2 separate regions of the Homo sapiens genome follow, and region 2 is linked to region 1. The links are chromatin loops, found by intact Hi-C in ENCODE. Cell type or tissue: dorsolateral prefrontal cortex. All regions are shown on one strand. Links, peaks and the distances in the headings refer to the core of each region. The heading gives the core; the rest is flanking DNA. Region 1 has its middle 200 kb from the start of LINC01613. Region 2 has its middle 150 kb from the start of LINC01613.

The links. A loop is a pair of places that touch in the nucleus more often than their neighbours do. Peaks named below come from ENCODE experiments on the same cell type or tissue, not always from the same donor. Only the 100,000 strongest peaks of a DNase experiment are listed, where the experiment ranks them.
Region 2: it touches region 1 in a loop (10-fold over the local background); 1 of 110 quality-filtered maps calls a loop at or near these places.

The regions. Positions count from the first base shown.
Region 1 is chr9:119,732,215-119,741,924 of GRCh38, forward strand. No RefSeq gene overlaps it. Among named protein-coding and RNA genes, the nearest start is that of LINC01613, 200 kb to the right of the region's middle. RefSeq lists enhancers at 5,013-5,072, 5,093-5,142. In dorsolateral prefrontal cortex, for the core only: no CTCF peak of the experiment used is centred there; DNase peaks (open chromatin) are centred at 4,717 and 5,067; H3K27ac peaks cover 1,027 bases.
Region 2 is chr9:119,783,787-119,793,496 of GRCh38, forward strand. No RefSeq gene overlaps it. Among named protein-coding and RNA genes, the nearest start is that of LINC01613, 150 kb to the right of the region's middle. In dorsolateral prefrontal cortex, for the core only: no CTCF peak of the experiment used is centred there; no DNase peak of the experiment used is centred there; H3K27ac peaks cover 2,416 bases.

The sequences.
Region 1 (9,710 bases), core at 1,622-6,621:
GCCTTTTTAGTACCTTAATTGTAGATCACTGAGACCCACTTCAGAATTTTAACCTCCAGAACGGTAATCATAATAACTCATGTCACTTGAATCCACTAAATTTGTGATAATTTGTTACAATAAGAAACTCATACAAGAAGTAATTATCCCAGGGCAGTACTTCTCAAATTTTAATGTACATATGAATTGTCTGGGAATTTTGTAAACTATAGAATCAGCGATAGTAAGTCTAGGGTGAGACTTGTGATTCTCATTTCTAACAAGCTCACAGATGATGCAGATGTTGCTGGTCTGCAGAACACACAAGGAGGAGCAAGGGCAGAGCAGGATTTCTCGACTTCTGCACTATTGACATTTTAACCCAGATCACTCTTTGTTGTCGAGATTGTCCTACGCATTGTAATATGTTTAGCAGCATCTGTAGCCTCCACCTATTAAATGCCAATAGCACCATTACTTTAGTTGTGACAACCAAAAATGTCTCCAGACATTGCCAAAGTCCCCTGGGGTGGGGGCAAAAGTAAGAGTGGCTGAGAACCACTGTTCTAGAAAACCAAACCATCAACCATGAATAAGGAATTGGATAGAGATCAGGGCAGTAGAGCTAAGTTAGAAAATCCACATGAAAAACTATGTGTTGTATTTGTGTTTGCTTTTGTTTTACATATTTTAGGATATAGACATCTGTCAAGAAGAGCAACAATTTTTGCTCCAAAAACAAAAATGAAAATTGACAATTTAGAATTAATGGATGAGTTCCTCAAAAACCATAAACCAGCAAAACTAAACCAAGATGAAAGAGATAATTCGATTCATCCTATAATCATTAAAGAAATTTAATTTATATTTTAAAAGAACCCCAAGAGAAATATTCATGCCTAGATGGTTTCACTTTAGAATCATTCCAAAAATTTTAAAAAGAATTAACATCAACTTTACTTAATATTTGACAGAAAATAGCAGAGGAAAAGCATTTTAAGAGGCTAGTATTACTCTGGTAACAAAACCAAACAAAGATTGTACAAGAAAAGAAAACTACAAGACCAATATCTCTCATAAGCTTATACACAAAATCCACAAATTCTTAGCAAATTATACCTGGAAATGTATGAAAGAAATTATAAAGCATGACCAAGTGGGATTTATTCCATATAAGCAAGATTGGACCCAAACTCAAAAATCAATCAGTATAACCCATCATACTGACAGGCTAAAGAAGAAATATCATATGAGCATATCAATTGATGCAGAAAAAGCATTTGGCAAAATCCATGACTCATTCCTGACTAAAAAAAAAAAAATCCCAGAAAAATAGGCATATGGGGGAATGCTCTCAACTTCATAAAGAAACATCTACAAAATCCTATAGAAATCATAAATAATGGTGAAATATTGAATGCTTTGCCTCTAAGATGGGAAGAAGAAAATGTCAACTTCCACAAAGCTTATTCAAACAGAACTGAAAGTTCTAACCAGTGCAATAAGGCAAGAAAAAAAAATCAAAGGCATATAAATTAGAAATAAATAAATAAAATTATTCCTATTTGTAAATGACATGACTGTACATAGAAAATCCTAAGGATTCCACAAAAACTTGAGGTAATAAGTGAGTTCAGTAAAATCACAGGAGATAAGATCAACACACAAAATCATTCATATTTTCATATATAAACAATGAACATATGAATACAAATTAAGAATACAATACTATTTACAATTTCTCCAAAGAAAATAAATTAAGTATAAATCTAATAAAACATGTACAGAATCTATATGCTTAAAATTACAAAATGCTGCTGAAAGAAATCAAGGAAGACCTAAATAAATAAAGATGTACTGTGTTCTTTTGAAAAACTCGGCATAGTAATATGTTAATTTTCCCCAAATTGATATGCAGATTTAAGGCAATTCCTATCAAGATCTCAGCAAGCCTTTTTGTAGATATAAACAAGCTTATCCTAAAATTTACATGGAAAGGCACAGAACCTAGAATAACTAAAACATTCTTAACAAAGAATAAAGTGAGATATCATTCCATTCAATGTTAAGACTTACTAGCTACAGTAATTGAGACAGTGTGGAGTGTGGTATTGGTGGAGGAAGACACATTAATAAAACAGAACAGAGAACTCACAAATAAACCTACCCAAATATATCCAACAGATTTTTTACAAGGTGCAAAAACAATTTAATGGAGTATGAATAGGCTTTTCAACAAATAGTGTTACAGTCATTGGATATCCACGGGAGGGGGGTAGGGGGGATAAACCTTATACAGAAATTAACCCAAAATGGATCAGTTGAGACCAGCATGACCAATATGGTGAAAACCTGTCTCTACTAACAATACAAAAATATTAGCCGGGCATGGTAGTACATGCCTGTAGCCCCAGCTACTCCAGAAGCTGAGGCAGGAGAATCGCCTGAACCCGGGAGGCAGAGGTTGCAGTGAGCCGAGATCCCACCACTGCACTCCAGCCTGGGCAACACAGCAAGACTTCATCTCAAAAAAAAAAAAAAAAAAAAAAAAAAAAACTATAAAATTTTCATAAATAAATAAGAAAAAAAATATTTGTGAACTAAGGCTAGGCAAGCAGTACTTAGACTAGATTAAAAAAAAAAGCTTGATACAGATAAAGGAAACATTGATAAGCTGGATCTTAATTTTTTTTTAATTTGCTCTGTAAAAGACTGGGAGAAAATATTTGCAAATCATGCACTGACAAAGGATTTGTATCTAGAACGTATAAAGAACTCTTACAACAAGATAGTTAAGACAAAACAAGACACATTCAATTACAAAATTGGCAAGGGACATAGACTGTTTAGTGAAATGTCTATGAAAAGCACACGAAAAGACATTTAGTATCATTAACTATTAAGGAAATGTAAAGTAAATCCACGATGAGATAACCCTACACACTTAAAAGAAGGACTGTAATAAAAAATAGTGATTACATAAAATTCTGGCAAGGATGTGAAGAAACCAGATCACTCGTACTTTGCTGCTTGGGATGAAAACTGTACAGCCACTTTGGAAACGAGTATGGTACCTTCCTATAAAATTAATCACACACTTACCATGCAACTCAGCGATTGAACTAAAACATTTATCTCAAAGGAAGGAAAACTTATATTTACATAAAAACCTGTGCATGAATGTTCATAGCAGCTTTACTCATAATAGACCAAGCCCTGGAAACAACCCAAATGTCCTTTTAATAAGTCCTTTAAGCAAATTGTGCACTGGGCGCGGTGGCTCACACCTATAATCCTAGCACTTTAGAAGGCGAGGTGGGTGGATTGCTTGAGACCAGGAGTTCCAGACCAGCCTAGGCAACATGGCAAAACCCCGTCTCTACAAAAATATACAAAAAAAAAAAAAATTTATAGTACAGCCATACCATAGAATACTACTTAGCAATGAAAAGGAACAAACAATTTGAATGGATATCAAGGGAGTTATGCTGAGAAAAAAAAAACCCCTCTAAATTACATACTTTATGGTTCCATTCATATAACACAAACTGAAAAAATTGTAAAATAAAAAATAGTGGGCCGGGCATAGTGGCTCACGCCTGTAATCCTAGCACTTTGGGAGGCCAAGGCAGGCAGATCACCTGAAGTCGGGAGTTCGAGATGAGCCTGACCAACATGGAGAAACCCTGTCTCTACTAAAATTACAAAATTAGCCAGGCATGGTGGCGCATGCCTATAATCCCAGCTACTCGGGAGGTTGAGACAGGAGAATCGTTTGAACCCAGGAGGCGGAGGTTGCAGTGAGCCGAGAATTCGCCATTGCACTTCAGCCTGGGCAACAAGAGCGCAAACTCATCTCGAAAAAAAAACAAAAAACAAAAAACAAAACAGTGGTAGCTAGAGGTTAGGGATGAGGGCAGGAGGTAGGAAGGAAGGTAGGGAAAGGGAAGGAGAGAGGGAGAGAGAGAGTGGAGAGATGAGGCTGGTCTTTGGAGGGGTTTTTCTTGAAGAGTTGGAATGTTTCACTGGTGACAGCAGAATTTGGGCTTCAGAAAAAGATAGAATTCTGTGGGGCAAATGGGACAACGGGGCATGCATTAGGAGGCAACAGATGGCCTGCACGGAGAGCAAAGGAAGGTCATACAACCAGACGTGTGAACCTCAAAGGTCGGAGAGGGCCCTGCAGATCAAAACAGAATCCAGTCCTGTCTCTCACGTTATAAAAGCCAGGCCATGTTCAATTAAATAAGAGCATTGTTTCCCAAATGGCAAGAACCTCTACTCTATCATCAAGTTATTTGCCCTATCTATATTCTACCTGTACTATTATAGATTCAGTGTCTTTGTCTAAATTGATTCAGTTCTAACATAATAAATATTAGCATAAAATAAGAATTCTGTCTGTGTACTACCTAACACTGTCTGGCACCCCATCAGTTACACATAACACACGTTGTAAAAGAGAGAGAGAAAGGGCGTTCTGGGCACAGGAAACTGTCTGAGCCAGAGCACAAACCCATGAAGGAGCATGATGTATTCAGAGCCAGGAGTGACTGGAATGGAGGGTGCACGCAGGAGGGGAGGGGGGCAGATGGGGTGAGTGATGGGGCTGGAAAAGGAAGCGGATTGTGAAGGAAGGGATTGGGATAATCAAAGTCCACTCCGCTCTTTGCATTATCTCTCGCTCAGGCAGGACTGGGCAAGTGTCCTGGGGACTACATGTTCTCATTCTCTCCCTCAGCTGCAGAAGTGTGGGCAGTCATGTGTGGCTGTGTTAACACTACATGACTAAAACCAATCCCCCAGTCCCTTCCGGCTGCACACCTCGCCGCCTCCACTGCCTCCATGCGCTGATTTGCATCCAGGCAGGTTGTGTAAACAAGGCTGTTAGGGGAATATAAATAACCACAGCCTGGACTGTGGTTCAACAGTCTGGTCTGGGGAAATCAGAATTTCCACTTGTCTCCCATGGCAAGGTGGAGCCTCTTAACTGTTCACAAGGTCCTTGATTCTCACCCTCTCCCTCCCTAGATGCTGGTGCTGATATGTGGTGCTGCTTGGCTTCCTCCAGCTCAGCTCCTCCTCCACTCCTGCCTTTACAGCCATAGATGCTAACTTGCCGAGTTGTCAAACAGAACCAAGCTCTGTTCTCACTTTGCCGGGGCAGGCTGGGCAGGCGAACAGAGGCTGAGCTCCCTTCAGAGAGACATCCCCATATACAGTATGACCATTTCAAGATCATAAACTCAGTCTTATTCCATCACATGGCCCCCAGTGGCTAATCTAGTTCATGTAGTTGAGGTAAACATCAGAGTTGTCCAGCCTCCAGTTTACATTAATTCCAGCTCCCTGCTGTATGACCTTGGACAAGTTTACTTAAACTTTCTGAGCAGTCATTTTATTGTCATCTATAAAGTGAAGGTGATAATTATGTCTACTTCTTAGGATTATTGGGCAAAGGAAATCTAATGGTGTACTCCAAGTGCTTAGCATGTTTCTTGAAAAAGTAGGCGCTAAATAAATTGTAACTATTGTTAATACTATTCTGGTGGTAATGGTGATGGCAGTGTCGTCAGTGCATATTGAATGAATTCAATCAAAGTATTGATACCTATTCCCCATGTTTCTGTACACCCACGTATAAGACTGGTCTTAAATGATAGAAGAGGATTCCAAAGAATTGAGAAGCATCTTTGATGCTGTGGAAGAAACCCAGGGCCTGGAGTAAGAAGGCCGAGACAAATTCTAACATAACAACTTGAAATCTACATTTGTCAAATTCTCTAAATTGTAGATCAGTCACTCATAAAGCAGGAATCCCAATAACTTCCTTCCCAAGGTTAATTTGAGAACCAAGTTAGATGATGTTTTGAAAATAGTATTGGGAGTTATTTCTTTCAAGATTTAACAGTAGCCATCACGTAGATAAATCTCTCTAAATACAGGAGGTATCCAGAAGCATCATGAAGATTAGAACTTGGCCCTGCCCTGAGGAACTTCTTTTAGCAGTACAATCTCTTTGTTGGTGTTTATAGAGTTTCCTTCCTAGACCAGCTCTGGGTTCTGGTCTCAGCTGATCCCATTCCCCTTCTCCTTACCACATAACAACCACCCAGGCCATCTTCCTAGTCTCTGAACACTTATTCAACCTCAAGGTCTTTGTCGTTGTTCTTTCTCTGTCTGGAACACTCTCCTCTGGATGGCAGCTTCGCTGGTTTCCTTGCACTATTCTCAAAGCTTCGTCCATGTACTATCTCCTTGAATATCCTTCCCTGATCCATAAATCAATGAACTCCCAGTTGTCTTCTGTCACTTGGCTCTTTTTAATTTTCTGCATAACACTTATTATCTGAACCTGTCATGTTTATTCATTTGATTACTTGCTGTATCTGTTCCTCTCACTGAAAGCTGAGCTTCATGAGAACAGAAACTTTGCTTGTTCACTGCTCTGTCTCATGGCCTAGAACATTCTGGGCTGCTCCAAATATAAGCGTTGGAGGAATTCAGGTGGGCAGTAGAGGTAACAGAAGAGAAGTCACTCTCTTTTCCCTGGAGAAACTTGCAATCTAAACGAGGACTTAAGATTTACTCAAATTAAATCTGGCAGGACACCATGCAATGGGAAATAGATAAAAGCATATTTGTCTGAGCTTTATTGTCATTTGGAACTATTGAAGTCCCAGTCTTTTTGCATTCGGAGGAAACAAAGCTCCAGAGAAAAACAAACAAAAATCCTTAATTACCAGTGGTGCCACTCACACCTCATTCTTTAACAGGGCATAAACAGGGGAAGGGAGAGAAACAATGCACGATATCCCCAGCAGGGAGTCAGACCCCCTCTGATTTGGGGCTGTCACTTTTATTATTATTATTATTATTTTGAGACAGAGTCTTGCTGTGTTGCCCAAGCTGGAGTGCAATGGTGTGATCTCGGCTCACTGCAACCTCCGCCTCCTGGGTTCAAGTGATTCTCCTACCTCAGCCTCCTAAGTAGCTGGGATTACAGGTGCACACCACCACGCCCAGCTAATTTTTGATTTTTTGTAGAGACCAGGTGTCACCATGTTGGTCAAGCTGGTCTTGAACTCCTTACCTCATGATCCACCCGCTTCAGCCTCCCAAAGTGCTGGAATTACAGGCATGAGTGACCATGCCCAGCTGGCGGTCACTTCTTAAATGCTTGCTCTGTGTCAGTGTTTAAGAAGTGATAGCTCCAAATCAGAGGAGGTCTGACTGTGTGGCTGTCACTTCTCAAACACTTGCCATGCCAAGCACATTTACATTGTTATCTCCCTTAATCCTCACAGTATCCATGTGAAGTAGATACTATTTACTATTATTATTATTACTATCTCCATTTCACAGGTAAAGAAGTGAGTTCCTCACTGCTAAAGCCCCTTGTATTAACCACCAGCCTACACTGCTTCTCCTGCCCTACTGAGCCCTTCTACCCTAAGGTGATGATTCAGCATCCCTGCTTTGGTTACACCCAAAATTTTAAGCACACAACAACAAAAATACACACCAGTCAAACAAACGTGTTGGAGGAGGAAGCAGCAGGAGGAATTAACATTATTTACTTTAAGATTTATTATTCAAAAGTCCATTAAAACAAATTCCTCACTGAATTCTTTGCTGTGCCAAAAGCCTGTCCGTTGGGATAAATGTATCTTCTCTTTAGTCACATCATGTGGCTGTAAATTTATATTTACATTTTAATATTATATTCTTTATTTTCCTTTTCCCCCTATTTATGAGAAAACTCAGAATCAAATTCAGTTCCTCATCCTAGCAGGTGTGTCAATTCATTCATTTGTTCAATAATGAAAACAAAATCAACAATTACATTTAGATGTATAGATACAGATGTAGACATATAGCATAAACAATTTGTTATGTGCTGGGTTAGCAAATTAGCTCAACTCAGAAGGCATATTTATTATTTGCTCGTGTAAATTTGTTTAAATCTGTCTTTACATTTAATTTACCTTTTCTCTATTTCTTAATTTGTCACCGCAATATTTTGGAGAAGTTGGTAGAAGATAAACCTTAAATAAATAAAGTCATAATGTTACGTCGTAAAGACATAAAAATAAAATTAATCTGGCCTCATAAGTACTAGTGTGACAGAAGCAGCACACATATAGAATCATACGTATGCAGTTTTATTCTTTCACATCAATAACTGTATCTCAACACCAATCTTATAAGTCAGAGAGGCCCAGGAACTCATGCTTCTTCAAAGATGAAGCCAATTCATATTTCTTGGTAAAGTGAAGATGTTAAGTAAATACCGACCAATCATTAAAAGTGTATTTGCTGAGATGAAGTCTGTGGCTGGGAATGTAGGGATATGTATTTCACCATTAAGTGACAACAGGAAGCTCTTTCCCTACCAGTCAGTTGCCAAGCCCTATCAAATCTGCCTTAAAATGACTCTTCAGTCCATCTCCATCACCACAACCTTGGTTCAGGCTCCCTGAACTATGTAATACTACAGATTTCTGCATCTGGTAACCCCCAATTGCCACTCTCTGTCCCTTTGTTCTCTTGCATGCCATTCAAACAATCCCTTTGGTTCCATTTTCTTTTTCTTTTTCTTTTTTTTTTTAATAATTGCCATTTTCCATTTTTATTTTTGTTTACTTCCAATTTTTATTTTAGGTTCAGGGGATACATGTGCAGGTTTACTGCATGGGTAAATTGTATGTGGCTGGGGTTTGGTGTACAAATTATTTCATCACCCAGTTAGTGAGCATAGTATCAGATATGTAGTTTTTTGATTCTCACCCTCCTCCTACTCTCCACCTTCAAGTAGGCCCCGGTATCTATTGTTCCCTTCTTTGTGTCCATGTGAACTCTGTTTAGGTCTCACTTATAAGTGAGAACATGGCGGTATTCAGTTCTCTGTTCCTGTTAATTCACTTAGGATAATGGCCTCCAGCTGCATCCATGTTGCTGCAAAGGAAAAGATTTTATTCTTTTTTATGGCTGCATAGTATTCCATGGTATATATGTACCACATTTTCTTTATCCAGTCCACTGTTGATGGGTATCTGTGTCCTTACTATTGTGAGTAGTGCTGCAATGAACACATGCGTATGTGTCTTTCTGGTAGAATGATTTATATTCCTTTGCATATATACCTATTAATAGAATTGCTGGGTCAAATGATAGTTCTAAGCTCTTTGAGAAATTTACAACTGCTATCCATAGTGCACAAACTAATTTACATTCCTACCAGCAGATTGTAAGGATTTCCTTATCTCTGCAACCTCACCAGCATCTGTTATTTTAAGTAATGGCCATTCTGACTGGTATGGGATAGTATCTCATTGTGGTTTTGATTTGCATTTCTCTAATGATTAGTAATGAGCATTTTTTTTCATATGCTGTTGGCCATGTGTATGTCTTCTTTTGAGAAGTGTCTGTTCATCTCCTTTGCCCATTTTTTAGTTGGTGGATTATTTGTTTTTTGCTTGTTGATTTGCTTAAATTCTTCATAGAGTCTAGGTATTAGGCTTTTGTCAGATGCATAGTTGCAAATATTTTATCCCATTCTGTAGGTTGTCTGTTTACTCTGTTGATAGTTTCTTTTGCTGTACAGAAACTCTTTCATTTAATTAAGCCCCACTTGTCAATTTTTGTTTTTGTTGTAATTGTTTTTAGAGTCATTATCACTAAATCTTTACCAGGGCCTATTTCCACAGTGGTATTTCCTAGGTTTATTC
Region 2 (9,710 bases), core at 2,399-7,398, 52 kb after region 1:
CCCTAAAGACAGAAAATAGGTTCACCACCACTGTGGTTTGGGCCAAAGAGTTTTGCTCCCTGATATTTTCTTTCATCTTTCTCTGCTTGGAAAAATTTATATTCACCAGTCCAAGTTCAGCCCCTATGCCTCAGAGAAGGCTTTCCCAATTCCCCAACTGCATAAAAGGGATCCAACTCATTTCTTCTTTATTCTCTGTTTGCACGTGATACTTCCACAGCCTACACCATGTTATACTTAGTAGAAGCTTATTGTTACTCTTTTCTTTCTTTCTTTTTTTTTTTTTTTTTTTTTTGAGACAGAGTCTCCCTCTGTCACCCAGGCTGGAGTGCAGTAGTGCAATCTCAGCTCACTGCAACCTACGCCTCCCAGGTTCAAGAGATTCTCCTCCCTCAGCCTCCTGAGTAGCTGCGATTACAGGCACCCGCCACCACACCCAGCTAATTTTCGTACTTTAGTAGAGATGGGGTTTCACCATGTTGGCCAGGGTGGTCTCAAACTCTTGACCTCAACTGATCTGCCTGCCTCAGCCTCCCAAAGTGCTGGGATTACAGGCATGAGCCACTGTGCCCGGCCTCATTCTTTATAATAATAATAGCATTACCTCCCACAGGCCACACAGTTACAGTGTGTGCTTTCTGTGTATTATCTTGGTTAATATTCTTATGAGTCCTAATAAGGTTGGTACTATTTTTATCTTTATTGTAAAGATTTGAAAACTAATGATCCTAGAGGCTGAATAACTTGATTACAATCACACAGGTAATATAGATTGGAGCTAGGATGTAAATGAAGGTCAAAAAGAATCCAGAGTCTCTGCCTAAAATGAACAGAGAGCTGGGTTTGATCCCAGCTCTGCCACTGAGCTAGTTTTCTGGGGCAGACCAGTTAGCTTCACAGAGATGCAGACTCCTTGTCTGAAAATCTGGATAACCCCAGCCTTGTTCCTCGCTGGGGTGTTGTGATCATAAAATGAAATAATGAATCTGAAAGGGCTTTGCAAATGCTAAAGTACTATGCAAATGCAAGCTAATTAATTAATGAACTCATTAACATGTTCTCCTGCTGGGCTGTAGTTAGGGCCAAATTATAAATAATCCTCATCTTGCTGGAAATTTAACCAAGAAATTTAGAGTGGTAAGAGGGGTGAAGAAGACTGTCGATCCATAGTCTAAAACTCTGCACATACTAATGGAGGCAGTTTAACTCAGAATCATTCCTGTTGCCAACCACAGAGCAATTTTTTCTAACAAAAAAGGGATGGGAAGTTTCACAGGGATGAGAAATCTCTCTAATACACTCATTAATAGAGACGATCCGGTATGTCATCATTGTGCCCTAAATCCACTGAGCTTGTGGAGTGGGGAGGCCCCATAATTAACATCTAGATCTTCATTACTTATTTATATTCACCAAACATTTTTACTATGTGCCAGGGTCTGCTCTGAGTGCTTACAAATATTAGCTTGTTTAATCCTCATAAAGAATCTAGGAGTAGTTACTGTTCCTATCCCCATTTTACAGATGGAGAAACTAACATGCATAGAGGTTAAGTAAATTGTCCAAGGCCATGCAACCAGGAATGGTGGAGCCAGGATTTATACCTAGACCATCTAGTTTCTAAGTTCACACCCTCAACCCCATGCCACATGAGGTTGGCTATGGGGCCACATGTGGCCACACTGGTCTGGCAATTCATCCATGAAGGCATCCAGAAGAATCTTTTATCTGGGAAGCTGGTAGATGAACAGTAGCCATCCCCACTTATTGAGCACTATTTATATATGCCAGCTATTGAATAAAAACCAACGTGTGTAATCCCACTGAGTCTTCAGGGGTGTGTTTGGGAGAGGGCACTGGGTCTTTGAGTCTTGCTTCTCTTGGATGCATTCTGCTCACCCTTCCTGTAAGCTTACAGGAGCCTGTTCTACCTGAGGAAGAAATTTCTATGGTTGTGCGGTGCTGTATATAGCTGGAAAAAAAAAAAAACTGGATTAGGAGACACATCCATGCTGTGTGTCCATGTTACATTCTCAAAATGGTTTTAAAGGAATAAAGGTAATTTTCTGATCTCCATATCTGTGACTCAGATGTCTCTTTCTCAGCTGGTTCTGAATTCAAGCAACAAAGAGGACTGTTGCCTGCTACCCAGGTCAAACCTCAACAGATGAGGAAATTGAAGCTCAGAAGGGTCCCTTGCCAAGGCCATGCACGCAGTTAGGACACAGGCATTCTGGAGCTCAAATGGAGAACCCTGATGCTATAGTGTCTCCTACTAATTCTAGAACGAGACAGCCTTAAAATAGGGATCATCATGAATCAGCAAAGGTCAAACTCTGGCTTATTATAATGCTAGATGGTTTTACTATAATATAGAAGTTCCTTTTAGTTTGATTTGATTTGATTTTAGGGGAAGAAAAGAACTCACTTTCCACACACAGCTTTATGGGAATAAGATATTTGCCCAAAATCCTACATAAAGATGTAACAAAAATCAGGATCTAAATCTAGATTTGTCTGATTCTAAAATCTGTGTTTATTCCACCGTAAATAACATGATTCCCCATATCTTATACATTGAATAAACATTTGTTGCAACTAACAGAAACTGACAGAAGAAACAATTTTATCCATAATCCCACTACCCTAACAAATCAATCATGTTTATTCATCCACATTCCTCTTCAATCTTGTGCGTAGGCAGGCAGTTGTGGAGTTTATGTAGTCATAGCCATAGAGCTCCCCTAAAGTTCTATGTCAAATTCAGGGCTAAAACCTAAATAACTGCATAAAATTATCATTCTATTATACTTTACTTAAACGTGTTCTTTGTGCTGTACTGTAAGTGCACTTCTGATATTGCACTCTTATAAATAACAACAAATATCTTCAAACAAATAACTTTGTTTTCTTTGTGATAAGTTCCTAAACATCAATCAAACTGGTGGGTTTTCCAGGTTAGATTCCAGGTTAACTTGGACAAAGTAGAAATTGAATCGACATGAGCATTAAACATCTCCCGAAAACCTCATCACTACTCTCCCGTCCCACTGCAAAAGATGCAGAGAAAGCAAGCAAGGGATGCACATCAGCCTATGAATAGACCACTCAAACACGTTTAAACAAAAAAGAAGTATAGAATATTTAACAGGAGCAAAGAGCAAAGATTACAGAGATTTGGAGCCCTTGAATAAATATGAAAGATACATGTCCCCACTCCACTCCTGGCTGCATCAAGCATGAAAAATAATCAGACAGACACAGAATTCAAAAGTCAGAAAACTTCCTCTTTGTAGTAGCATGATATGACAGGTAAGGAAGAAACATATACTACCTTTACTTGAGGAGAGAAGAAAAGTATAGTTACTCCCTAAAAATGGGAATCAGCAAATCTATGAGCTGTCCAAAAGATGGAGTCGTGAGATGTTAGAGGCTGAAGAGAACTTTGATAACCTAGCCCACACCCTTCACTACAAAGACAAGCAAATCAAAGAGCAAAAACCAACCTCTAGTCACTAAGCATCCCAGGCAGAGTCCCTCTGGATCACTGTCTAATTTTCCTTTCAATAAGCTATGTTGCCATTACTTAAAATAAAATAGAGCCTAGCAAAAATCTACCATGGACAGACTTGAGGCATCCTAACCTCTACTTATAGGTTAGGCAAGGTGTCACATCAGAGACGGACAACATTTATTACCAATCCGTGAACTCTGGACATCCCCAAAGAGCATTTCTAGGAAATTGGCTTCCTCTTTCCCTTGGGACAGTTGGACATCTTAGCTGCTCCCCAGCCCCTGCAATGTCCATGTTCCAGGAGCCTTGATAGGTTAAGATGAGGCCCAATGTCCTGCAGGTGGCATTTCCCATCAGTACCCATCGGTGTGTCCGCCCTAGTTGTTGGCTCCTGTTCATTCTGTTTAGACTGCTACCCATTATGATCAGCCAACCAGGCTGTAACAGTTGTTAAATATTTTGAATGTCACCCCTGGCATTTGCCAAAGTTTTCTTATGGAGTACTGGATTCACAAGATTGTCATAAAACAAAGAAAAATAAGCTTGCAAACGGATGAATCATCTAGGCTCTGAGAAGTCCTGCAAGAAAGATTTTGTTTACCTGTGTTTAACTCAATATATGCCAAAAGTATTGAATCACATATGAAAAGTCCTCCCTACCCTTCTCCCTTTTTTCAGTTTCAAGAAATACTGTACCTACTACCATGCTGTGGAACTAGTGTTCTGGGAAACACCATCTTCGAAAGGAAATGGACTTCTACTAACCACATTGTTTCTGTGTCTGAAAGTTCCATCTTCCTATAGACAAAGATGCTGATGAAGATTGGCTTTAAAAGGAACATTGGAAAGTGCCCATATTTGGTAAACAGATGGATTTATATTGAAACTCTGGTTTCTCCACTTGACCTTCCACAAATTATTTAAATGGTCATATGCTCAGTTTCTTCATCTGGAAGACAGGTTTAGCGTTACCTCCTTTGCAGGATTGCTGTGAGGATTCTAGAGGTAAAAGATGTAAAATGTTTTATCACAGTGCCTGGCAGATGGCAAACACTCAAGAAGAGTTAGCTGTTAGCATCCAGTATTACAGGAACCCTGAGGACCATACAAGGTGACCTTAAGGCTACCTGTTCTCATGGACATCACAGTCTGGTTAGACAGACAACATAGACCTGTGGAACTATAGCCACCATCGAAGAAAAGACTAAACTGAGGCTGGAGGAAAACAATGGCATTGGAATGGTTGGAAGTCGCTTCATAAAATTGGTGTGATTGGTTGAGCCCTGACACAAAGACATTTACTTCCTTCTATCCTTTTAAAAATAATGGCCTCCTGTTGAATGGTAGTTGCCAAGAACTAGGGGGAAGTACAGTAGAAAGTTATTGTTTAATGGCTACGGAATTTTAGTTTGGGAAGATGAAAAAAACTTCTGGAGATGGATGATGGTATTGATTACATAACATTGTGAATGCATGTAATGCCACTCAATTGTATTCTTAAAAATGGTTAAAATGATCAATTTTCTGAAGTGTGCTATACCACAGTTTAAAAAAATTAAATAATAATTACCTTGTTATCAAAAGGGGCTAATTAGCTCACTCCCTTCACTCCATACAAATTTATATCATTGGTTTAAGACTACATCTCCCAGAACATGCTGGTCCCTTTTCAGCTTAGGTGTTCCATTTCTTCTTCCTTCTAGGGTTTCTCTTCTTTACCAGCCAAGCCTCCAGATGGTATTTCAGTCACTCAGCCAAACACCTTCATTGCAGTCTTTTCCCCCTTCTCCCCCAGTTCACTTAAAAATAAATTGTCTTTTTTCGTAACTCCAGACAGAACATGAAGCACTCTCTCTCTCTCTCTTTTACGCTGCCACTGAATTCTAAGTACACAATTATGCAGGGAATGTCTTTAGATTCACCAGCTTGAGAACTTTTAAACATTAAGCTCTGAATCAGATAACAGCTTTCATCTCAAGAACAGCTTTGCACTGTACCTAAGTAAAAGCTTAACTTATATATAAAAAAAATTGTTACTAGGGGTATAAAAATGTCAAGGTAATAAAATAAGTGAATGCAAAACCCTCCCAAATAAAACATGGCACAAAAAAATTTAAAAGAATGTTTCCAAGGCAGCTGATGGCTTATTTGGCTTATTAGTTTCTGCTGCCCACCTTTGCATGTGCTGCTTCAAAATAAAATTTCAAATGGCCCAAGTATACTTCTGTCCTCTTCCTCGTCTACCTATTAATAAGACTTCACCGTGTAAAACAAGCTAGACAATTACTATGCCCTAGTTGGCTGTGGTTAAGACTTAATTGGACGGCTGTGTTCAATTCTAAGCATCATGTTTCCAGAAAGAAAAGAAAAAAGTGATAAATTGGATGTAGTTCAAAGGAAAACAAGACAGCGGATGAAAGTGGCTTGGAAAATAAGACCCAGTTGGGAATGTTAAGGTAATTCTGTGCATTTTCAGCTCAGCAAAAAGATGGCTGAGAGATAATGGAAAACTTCTGATGAGTCAATTCCAGTTTAGTCTCCCAGGTCATCACCACAGGGAGGAAAAAAAGAAGGGAGAGAGTCTTCTGTAGTTCTTTGTCTGCAGCTCACCATACTGGCTCTGGCCTGTAGTAGGTGTTCAGTAAAAACACTCTTGTTGAATGCCCCCTGAAGAAAAAAAAATCTGAAATGAGATTATAAACTTGCTCATGCAGATGCTTACAAATTTCTTTTTCTAAAAAAGGTTGAATCATTGGGTTTGATCTCCAGCAAGAATAACTTGGCAATGGTAAAATCAATTTCCTCATTAGGCCAGCTGTGAATTAAGTAACTTACCCTAAGGCTCCTGTCAACCCTGCTAACTCTTGATTCTTTGTACTTTTTAGCCATATGAATCATGTCATTCAAAAATTCGTGACTCCCTAGGCCCTCAAGGTAAATCAAAGTCTGGTGGTATACTAGCATCCACATTCTAGCCCAAACATGCCTTTCTAATAGATTTACCTCTTCCCTTTCCAAGTCCACCAGCCAGACTTGTCTATACACTGTGCTCTCTACCTTTTTTCCAGCAGTCAATATCTCAGACAAATCCCCATTTAAATCTCAGGACCACCACCTACTATCTATGTGACCTTGAACTAATTGCTTACCTACTCTGAACCTTGTCCTATCATGTGCAAAGTAAGGATAGCAATAGTTCCTATGAGTTTTAAATAAGACCGTGCATGTAAAGTCCTCAGCGCCTTGCCTGACACATGATAATCCTTCCCATCTTCCTGTCTTTGATGATGCTATGTTCCTTTTCTAGAATGTCCTGCATGTTTTTCACCAGTTCATCAAATTCTGCCCATTGAAGTGAGTGCCAACTCAATTCTAATTGTATTTGCAAAGTTCTCCTTGAATGCAGTAGTCTACAATTATTCTACCCAAGTTCTGAGTATGTAACATCTTCTGGGCTGCCTCATTGGACACTGGATCACATTCCCCACTGAAACATCTGCTGCCCTCTCTCTAACTTGTCCCTTGGGCTCAGCTCCATGCACAATAGGAAAAGGCATAATAGAGTTCCAACCCTCAGGAGGAAGGAACAAGAGGCAGTGTTTATATACATTTACAGAGCACTACCATGTACCAGCTACTCCACCAGGCACTTCCATGCATCATTTTCCTTTTAATCAAAAAGCTAACAGCAGTGGGCTCTGAACTATGATGCAGCACATTAGAATAGCCAAGAGAGAATGTTAAATATATGGCTGTTCCAGGGCCTAGCCCTGACCTATTTAAACAGAATTTCTGTTTGTGGGTTTGTAGTATTTAATATAAACTCAGCAGGTGATGCTCATGAGCACCCAAGATTGAGAACTTGTGACTTGCAATTTAGTTATGGAAAACACACACACGTAAACACATCCTCAATAATGTATTCTTGTAATACTAAGCAGTTTCATAACATTCACCTACCCACATGCTCATCTATTTTTTCACTCATTCATTCACCCAATACACATTTCAATGCCTTACATGAACAAAATACAAACAGTTCTCAACTTGAGATGATTCGACTTACAATTTTTCAACTTGGTACGAAAATGATACTCAGTTGAAACCATATTTTAAGTATCCATACAACCATTCTGTTTTTTACTTTCAGGACTGAATTCAATAAAGCACATGAGATATTCAACACTCTATTATAAAAATACATTGTGTTAAATGACTTTGCCGAACTGTAGGCTAATGTATCTGTTCTGGGCACATTTAAAGTAGGCTAGGCTAAACCATAATGTTTAGTTGGTTAGGTGTATTAAATGCTTGTCTGACTTAATATTTTCGATTTATGATGGGCTTATCTTGACATAAGCCAAGAAGTATCTGTATTGCTAGGGGCAGAGAAAGACATGAAGACAAATCAGATGCAGATTCTGCCCCTTGAGGGACTTAAATATCAGTAGGAGAGAACAATTTTATATACTAACCTATGACACAGCTAGGGAATGACCAGCTGCCATGAGGTATCTTCCAGCGGGGGGATTACGTGAGGCAACAGAGAAAGGCATTAGGATAGGAAAGATTTGAATACACGGCAAAAGAAGGAACCATGTTCTAGGCAGGAAGAACTTGACTGAGCAAAGGCAAGGAGGTGAGAAAGCACTAGGTAATCACCAGGAATGACAGGGCTGGAAAGTCCTAGCTGAGTTCCTCATCCTACACCTGTGCAAAAATGATGAAAACATTCTTTACTCACAGCTATCAGCTTCCCCCACGAAACCCTGAGCTTATGCCTCTGTGGTTCTTAAGGACCAGACTCAGAACTTAAGCACACTCTGTCATCTCATCTTCCTAGTGTCAGTCCCTCTGAGGGACTTAGAGTGACTAAGCGAGCCCTTTGGGAGACTTTTTTCCTTCCATTTGAGCATCCCTGTGGCCTCATTCCCTGACCAAGACATCCATTTACTGGCTGTTACACTCAGCAGGTGGGAAAACACATGGTCTCCCTGGGGCACTGGCATTTTGAAAAGCCTCTGCAGGAAACCCGGTAAAAATGGCTTTCCAAGAGGCTGGAAAAGGCACAGAAGGAGTGGGACATTTGAAGACATGAGGTCATCCTGAGCAGTTAGTGCGGCTTCTAAAAGCAGGACATCTTAGAGGTGGCCTGGAGTACTAGAATGTGTCACAAGTTTTGATTCTGGCCACAAACTCTGCTTATTACTAGAGTAACCTCTGGTGAACTTCTTCCCTTTCAGTGGCTCTTAGCTTCCCGTCTTCAAAGTGAAGAATATGAATTAGATAATATTTCATGATTTTTATTATAAAAGCTTTCATTTATTGAGGATCCATATGTAACCATCATTTTATTTAGTCCTCACAACAATCAGATGAGAAAAATAATGGTATTATATCCATTTTACAGAAGAGAAAACTGAGGTTGGGAGGCTAGGTCCAGTACCCCAGAGCTGTAACTGGAACCCACACCAAAATAGTGTTTTACAAACTGCAGGCTGTAAAAACAATGTGGTGGGTTGCAACTAGCACATTTTTTAATGGAAAGCAATGAAATGGAATAAACTGAAATTGATTAGAATAGAAAAATAAGAGCAAATCACACAAAATTAAGAGTCAGTATTGTTTTGTGAACTTTTGTTGTAGTTGCATACACATGCATATATGTTTTACACATATATTTTAATTATATGCATATATGCATATATACTTATGGCTGCACTGGGTCACAATATAAAATGTACATCTTTCTGGAAGTTGTGGTCAAAAACATTTGAAAACATTACTGTAAGCCACTGAGCATAGCCCTTCCCTGGATGACTTCTACAGAACTGTTTCCACCTTTTAGATCTAATGGTTTGTGAATATAAAACTTTGGAGGAGGCACATGGCTGTGATTATTCTGACGCTGAATGTGTCCATTGAGGAATTACCAAGGAAAACGCCAAGCATGGGACCTTGTCACCTGGGTAAACTCCTTCTCATTCTATGGGAGACATGTGGTTCCAGTCTGGGCCCTGGAAGACCTGTGTCTGGTGGTGAAGCTGCAGCATAGGGTGCTACTGCTGGAATCCTGCTAGAAGAGATGGGTCCCCTGGGATCTCCAATCCAGCTGGAGAACTGAATTGCCATCTGGTAAATCACAAGACAATTTTTGTTCTTGCCAGACGCACCCTATCAGCATGGAAGATACAGA